Linked DNA regions of Homo sapiens: region 2 is linked to region 1. The links are chromatin contacts, found by Hi-C or POLR2A ChIA-PET in ENCODE. All regions are on one chromosome and are shown on one strand. The core of a region is the stretch at or near the end of the contact, and the rest is flanking DNA. Distances in the headings are between cores, read along the strand shown.

What was found. A loop is a pair of places that touch in the nucleus more often than their neighbours do. ChIA-PET counts read pairs that join two places held with the same protein, here RNA polymerase II (POLR2A). Pooled maps may share reads with other maps.
Region 2: a loop to region 1 is called in a map of aorta, with 2.0 times the contacts of the local background. The contact joins two enhancer-like sites. A Hi-C loop is called at or near these places in 3 of 168 maps with a recorded cell type or tissue (Caco-2, HepG2 and aorta) and 7 of 50 pooled maps. POLR2A ChIA-PET finds 5 or more read pairs at or near these places in 1 of 52 experiments (activated B cell).

Annotation. Positions count from the first base shown.
Region 1 is chr7:3,066,024-3,069,066 of GRCh38, forward strand. No RefSeq gene overlaps it. Among named protein-coding and RNA genes, the nearest start is that of CARD11, 24 kb to the left of the region's middle. Within about 2 kb of position 1,413, at least 5 of the 41 ENCODE cell types and tissues checked have a DNase peak (open chromatin) inside an H3K27ac peak, as active enhancers do.
Region 2 is chr7:3,215,630-3,218,647 of GRCh38, forward strand. No RefSeq gene overlaps it. Among named protein-coding and RNA genes, the nearest start is that of SDK1, 84 kb to the right of the region's middle. Within about 2 kb of position 1,667, at least 4 of the 41 ENCODE cell types and tissues checked have a DNase peak (open chromatin) inside an H3K27ac peak, as active enhancers do.

The DNA of each region.
Region 1 (3,043 bases), core at 163-2,662:
AGAGGTGGAAATACATGATTGCACTTGTTATTTAAGGAGGTTTCCTGTGTGCCCCCGCTGTGCTGAGGCCTCGATATAGAATCTCAGTTATTCCTCAGGAAATCTTCGCATGCAAGTGGTTTATTTGGGAAAGGATCCCAGGAAACACTGGCAGGAGAGATGGGAAGTGAGACGGGAAGGGAAGGCGGCCAGCAAAGGGGGCATGGATGGATGAGCTGGTCATAGAATGTTTGAAGAGACATGGCTTAGGAAGGAAATTCATTTGAATTTTTTTAACTTTGGACCTGTGCTTTCAAATGTCTTCTCCCTTGCCTGGCACAGTGGCTCATGCCTGTAACCCAGCATTTTGGAAGGCCGTGCAGGAGGATTAATTAAGGCCAGGAGTTTGAGACTAGCCTGGGCAACATAGTGAGACCTCGTCTCTATAAAAAAATCAAAAATATTAGTGGGGCATGATGGTGTAGACCTGTAGTCCCAGCTAGTTGGGAGGCTGAGGAGGGAGAATTGCTTGAGCACAGGAGTTTGAGGCTGCAGTGAGCTATGATTGTGCCACTGTACTGCAGCCTGGGTGACAGCGCAAGACCCTTTCTAAAAAAAGAAAGAGAGAGAGAGAAGGGAGAGAGAAAAGAAGGAAGAAAGGAAGGAAGGAAGGAGAAGAAAGAAGAAAGAAAAAAAGAAAGAAGAAAGAAAAAGAAAGAAAGATGGATGAAAGAAAGAAAAAGAAAGAAAGAAAGAGAAAAAAGCTCACTGTTAGAAAAAGAAGATTGACAAGGATGAAATAATGATAAATCCCAGGGGGATGAGCCTCCCAGCTCAGTCTCTGCTGGAAAAAAGTATTGAAAAGCACAGGTCCACCATGAAAAGAAATTAAAATGAATTTCATTCTTAAGCCAAACATATTCCAGAGAATCCATTTTAAGCCCTCCTGAACATTTATTGAAACCCCCTTCCATCTCCAACCCCAAAAGCTCCAAAGGACCTCACTTCTTGCTCCCCTTCCCAAGCCCCTGCTCTCAGCCTCCTCTCCCCTCTTCCCCATCTGTCCCATAAATTTGATCCCAGCAAGCAAGAATCCCTTCTTTTTATGAGCTAGAAAACTGACCAGTGACAGAAGATTTTTATTCACAGGAGGAGAGAGAGGATACTTCATTAATTTCAGTCCTACCTGTTGTACATATGTGTGTCCTGTAATAAATCATTTGTCTGACCCTTGTTTCTGGTTCCTAGGAGGAAGCTTCTAATTCTTGGAATTTCCTGAGTGATGGGATTGCCTGAGTTTATGCTAACAAGGTGACTCGGGATGGTGGCCAGCCACACCAGAAAGACCAACTGTGTGATTAGAGAGTTGGGACTTTGGGCCAGTGACATCAGCCTGATGATGTCTGGGGAGTGGAGGGGTTGCTGGAGATTGAGTTCAATCATGTGGCCAGTTATCTAGTCAATCATGCCTACATAATGAAACCACAAAAAAACCTCTGAATGATGAGACTCAGTTGAGCTCCCCGGGTTGGGAGTCATACTTCTGTGTGCTCAGAGGGCGACACAGAAGCTTTGTGAATTGGGCCCTCCCATGGGTTTTTTTTGGGGGGGTTGTTCCTTTATAATAAACAATTATAGAAAGTACAGTGCTTTTTTAGTGCTTTGAGTTGGTCTATGAGTTACTGAACCTGAGAGAGTAATGGGAGCCCCCGAATGTGTAGCCAGTTTGTCAGAAGTGTGGGTGGCCTGGGAGCCCTGGCGCTTGCAGTGGGTGCCTGAAGGGAGGACAGTCTTGTGGAAGACTGTGCCCTTAACCTGTGAAATGTGACCCAAGTCCAGGTGGCTGGTGTCAAAACTGCATTGCCTTATACTGTGGCTCAGACCATATGACAGAGATGAGAATCTGTCATTTCTGCTTGGAGAAATCAGTTTTTGGGGTGTGACTAATTTTTGCTCTGGGACCCAGATTTCACCCCCCCTAGAGTTGAGAGTTCTGCCCTTGTGTTTTATTTTCTGCTTTTGGCTAGAGATGTGAATGAGGGTGAGAAGATTATTGCCTGGGGATTGAAAACCAGGCCACAATGAAGTGGGACCCCCAAGGCCAAGAGTCCTGTCTGTGTTTTCCTCCTATAGGGAGATTGGCAGGTGGGGTCAGAGGCTACATTCATAAAGCATCTCAATTTTCCTCCACAGTTTGTGCTACTTAATGGCCCTGCATAAATACTTCTACAAGAGCCAACAAATTAATGACTCATAAGGCCCTTTAAAGCATTGGAAAGAAACTAAAAAGGAGATCTAATTTGTTTGGTTCAGGATTATTGGTATCAAGCTGGGTTTGGTGTCTTTTGTTTACTCATTGGTTTCCAAAAATAAATTTTGGGAAAACAGACCATTAAGGATAAAAGATGCTCCAGTGTACTTGAAACTGTTTGAGAAACAGGTAAAAAGGCAGTAAAATATAAAATTTATTGTGGCTGAGGGTTTTTCTAATGCCAAGCACAACAGCAGTAGACAGAAGCACAAACTGTGGACAATTGACCTTGGCTGGATCATGCCTTCTTCCCAATTTCCCAGGGCAGAGTGTCCCATTACGTAGAAATAAAAAAGAAATGCATTGTGTCTAGAGCCTGGAATGTGGGGTCCTCTGGGAATATTCATTTCAGTTACGCAACAAATATTTATTAAGCCTAGATTGCGCCTGGCCTATCTTGAGCTACTTTTATTAGAAGCCTTCTCTCAGAGGCTTTAAATATCTCTACCACCCACATATAGCAGCTCCAACGCTTTGATGTCATACAAAATTAGGCCAGAGTCATACTTCCATCACCCACAAGCTCTGTGACCATGGGCAACCTCAGCTTCCTCATTTGTAAAAATGAGTTGTAGTGGGTGAAACAGTATCCTCCAAAAATTCATGTCTACTGGAAACTCAGAATGTGAGTGTATTTGGAAATAGGGTCTTTGCAGATAAAATTAGTTAAGGATCTCAAGGTGAAATCATTCTGGATTTAGGGTTGGCTGTAAATCTAACGATGAGTTTCTATATAAGAAGGGGAGAAGATAG
Region 2 (3,018 bases), core at 417-2,916, 150 kb after region 1:
CCTATTTCCAAGTGACAATAAAGTAATATGTATTATCCATCTTTTTGTACCCATTGTAACTACTGAAAGTTCCATAGGCTCGACTGTGTGCCGGACACTGCTCAAAGCACATTATCCATATGAATGGATTTATGGGATCTAAACAACAGCCCGTGAAGGTAGAAGGGCTTATACCCATTTTACAGATATGAGAACTGAGGCCCAGAAAAGTTGTTATGGGCCCAAGGTGACAGAGCTGGGATTTCAACCCAGGCAGTCTTGCCCCTTGGCTGGGATATTCTTTACCCCACACTCCCCATTCTCAAGGCCATAGCGTAGCACCACCTTGCTTCCCCTAAATAATTATTTCCCACTTCTCGGCAGGTGGTGTGGAATCAGGATCTCCATCATGACGTTAGTGATGGCTTTTGCCGTGGAGGTGAGTGGGCATGTCTGTTCTCTAAAATGCTGCAGAAAGAAGCATCAGATTACCTCCAACGCACTGTGTCTAGACCAGTATTGGGAACATAGGTGCTTTTCCTTATAAGAGGTTTTCAGAGTAAATGAACTTGAGATTTCATTAAGATAGCTATTGTGTAAGAAAACTGGCCTGTCTGGCTGGACAGGTTTTGTGTTTTGGGGTTTTTAAAGAACTACCTGTTTTAAAATAAGATTAGTATCAATTTGGTTACCCTCTCTCTGCAAAGAAATCACCAGTCTCAGAGGCTCCTACATGTGCTAGGCGGAGGCATTACTGTGGCTGCTGCCTGCAGGCGTTGTGACTTGGGGGTTCACCCTGGAGATAAAACAGTGTCAGTGTGGGGTCAGTTATCCCAACAGTGAGGTCTGCCTGCCGATAATTGAGTCCTACTGTGTGCTGGGCACTGGGTTAAGCCCCTCACATACCTCGTCGCTAACTCTTACGATAATCCCAGAGTGTATCATGATTAAAAACTTGTGCATTGGAGTGGCCCAGAATTGGGCTAAATCCCCAGTTTACACTTAATAGCTGTGTGACCTATAGTAGGTTGCAGTCCCCTCTGTAGACTTCAGTTTCCTCATATAAAAGTGGGTATCCTAACGGCATCAGCTTAACAGGGCTGTTGTGAGAATAAATGAAATCATGCACGTAAATAAAGCATGCCTATAAAGCAATGACTACATAAATGTTATTCTAAAAATAGTCATCCTTATCCTCATTGTGCACAAGAGGAAACCGAGGTTCAGAGAGGTGAAATGACCTGCCTCCAAACTGCAAGGCTAGTAGCTGGTGGAAATGGAATTTGCAGATCCAGATTTAAATTCTAGCATGGAGGAAACAATTAAGCAGTGGGAGTGGCCAGGCACAGTGGCTCATACCTGTAATCCCAGCGCTTTGGGAGGCCAAGGCAGGAGGATCGCTTGAGCCCAGGAATTTGAGACCAGCCTGGGCAATATAGCGAGACCCCCATCTCTACAAAAAACTTAATAAGTTAGCCAGGTGTGGTGGTGTCCACCTGTAGTCCCTCTACTGAGGAGGCTGGGGCTAGAGGATTGCTTGAACCCAGAAGTTCCAGGCTGCAGTGAGCTATGATTGTGTTATTCCAGCCTGGGCAACAGAGTGAGACCGCATCTTAAAAAAATAAGTAGGAGATAGTAACAATGGTAACAGTGACTATTATTATAGGCTAATGGCTGCAGGCCCAGGAACCTGAGCTGACCCCCATCGTGACTAACAGCCTACTGCAACTGCAAGAGTCAGGCTGACTGTGATAAGGGATTGCTGAGGAGGAAGGGCTTGCAAGGTGATTATCAGAAGCAGTGGCCCCTCACCTTGGCTTTGCCCTCTTTATATGCAGGTGAAGCAGAGGGTAAGCTAAACCTTACCTGAAGCCTCAGAATTCTTCTCCATTTACAGACAGCGCTGCTACCCCAGCCTGAAATTTAAAAAAAACCCAGCACACATACTCAGGGAAACACATCAGGAATTTAAAAGATCTTCCAGGGATGATGTGAGACCCCTTGATTGATAAAAATAACAGTGACAGAGAGACCGTGTGGCGTAGTGGTTGGGCTGGGAATCCAGCTCTGCCACTGACTGGCTGTGCAACTTCGGGCAAGTTTCTTTTTTTTTTTTTTAATTTTCTTTTTTTTTTTTTAATTGAGATGGAGTCTTGCTCTGTTGCCCAGGCTGGAGTACAGTGGCGTGATCTTGGCTTAGTGCAACCTCGGCCTCCCAGATTCAAGCGATTCTTCTGCCTCAGCCTCCAGAGAAGCTGGGATTATAGGCGCCCACCACCACACCTGGCTAATTTTTGTATTTTTAGTAGAGACAGGGTTTCACCATGTTGGCCAGGCTGGTCTCAAACTCCTGACCCAGGTGATCCACCCGCCTCAGCCTCCCAAAGTGCTGGGATTATAGCCATGAGCCACTGCACCCGGCCAACTTTGGGCAAGTTTCTTAACCTTCCCAAGCCTCAGTTCCCCCATCCATAAAACGGGGATGATAGTAGTTCCTATGTCAGAGAGTTGGGGTGAGGAGGAAATGAGATGCTTGCAAATGCCTGGCCCCTAACAAAGCCCACAATAAAATTTAGCTATTTGCAAAAGTGAGTCCCTCTTGGCTCCCAGGGAGGCTGAGGTAACACTTGTCAAGGGTGGGTGGGCTGATTCAGGGGTACTACATTCGTGTTGTCTTGTCTGTATGGTAGAAACATCAAGTCCCACTCCTAACCTCTCAGAAGAAAGTGAGTAAATGAAGACCCTAAAGTTACACCAGAGAAAACCTGTCAATTCCCGCAACCTTCCTTTTGCCCTGCACCCTTTCCCATCCCCCAAAGTACACTTGACCCCTCTCTAAAGTGGCTGAATTCTACAGTACTCTGGGGAGAAAGTCAAGTTCTTAGCTATGACGTTGGTCTTTTTTCCCCGCTTTTGTTAAAAGAAAAAATGATGAGAAATGTTCCTTTCTTGCATTCCTGCACCATCTCCTCTTTCTCTTCCTCAATTTCTTAGGAACGAAATCACCCAAGATATAAATAAAATGTTCTAAATAAAGCT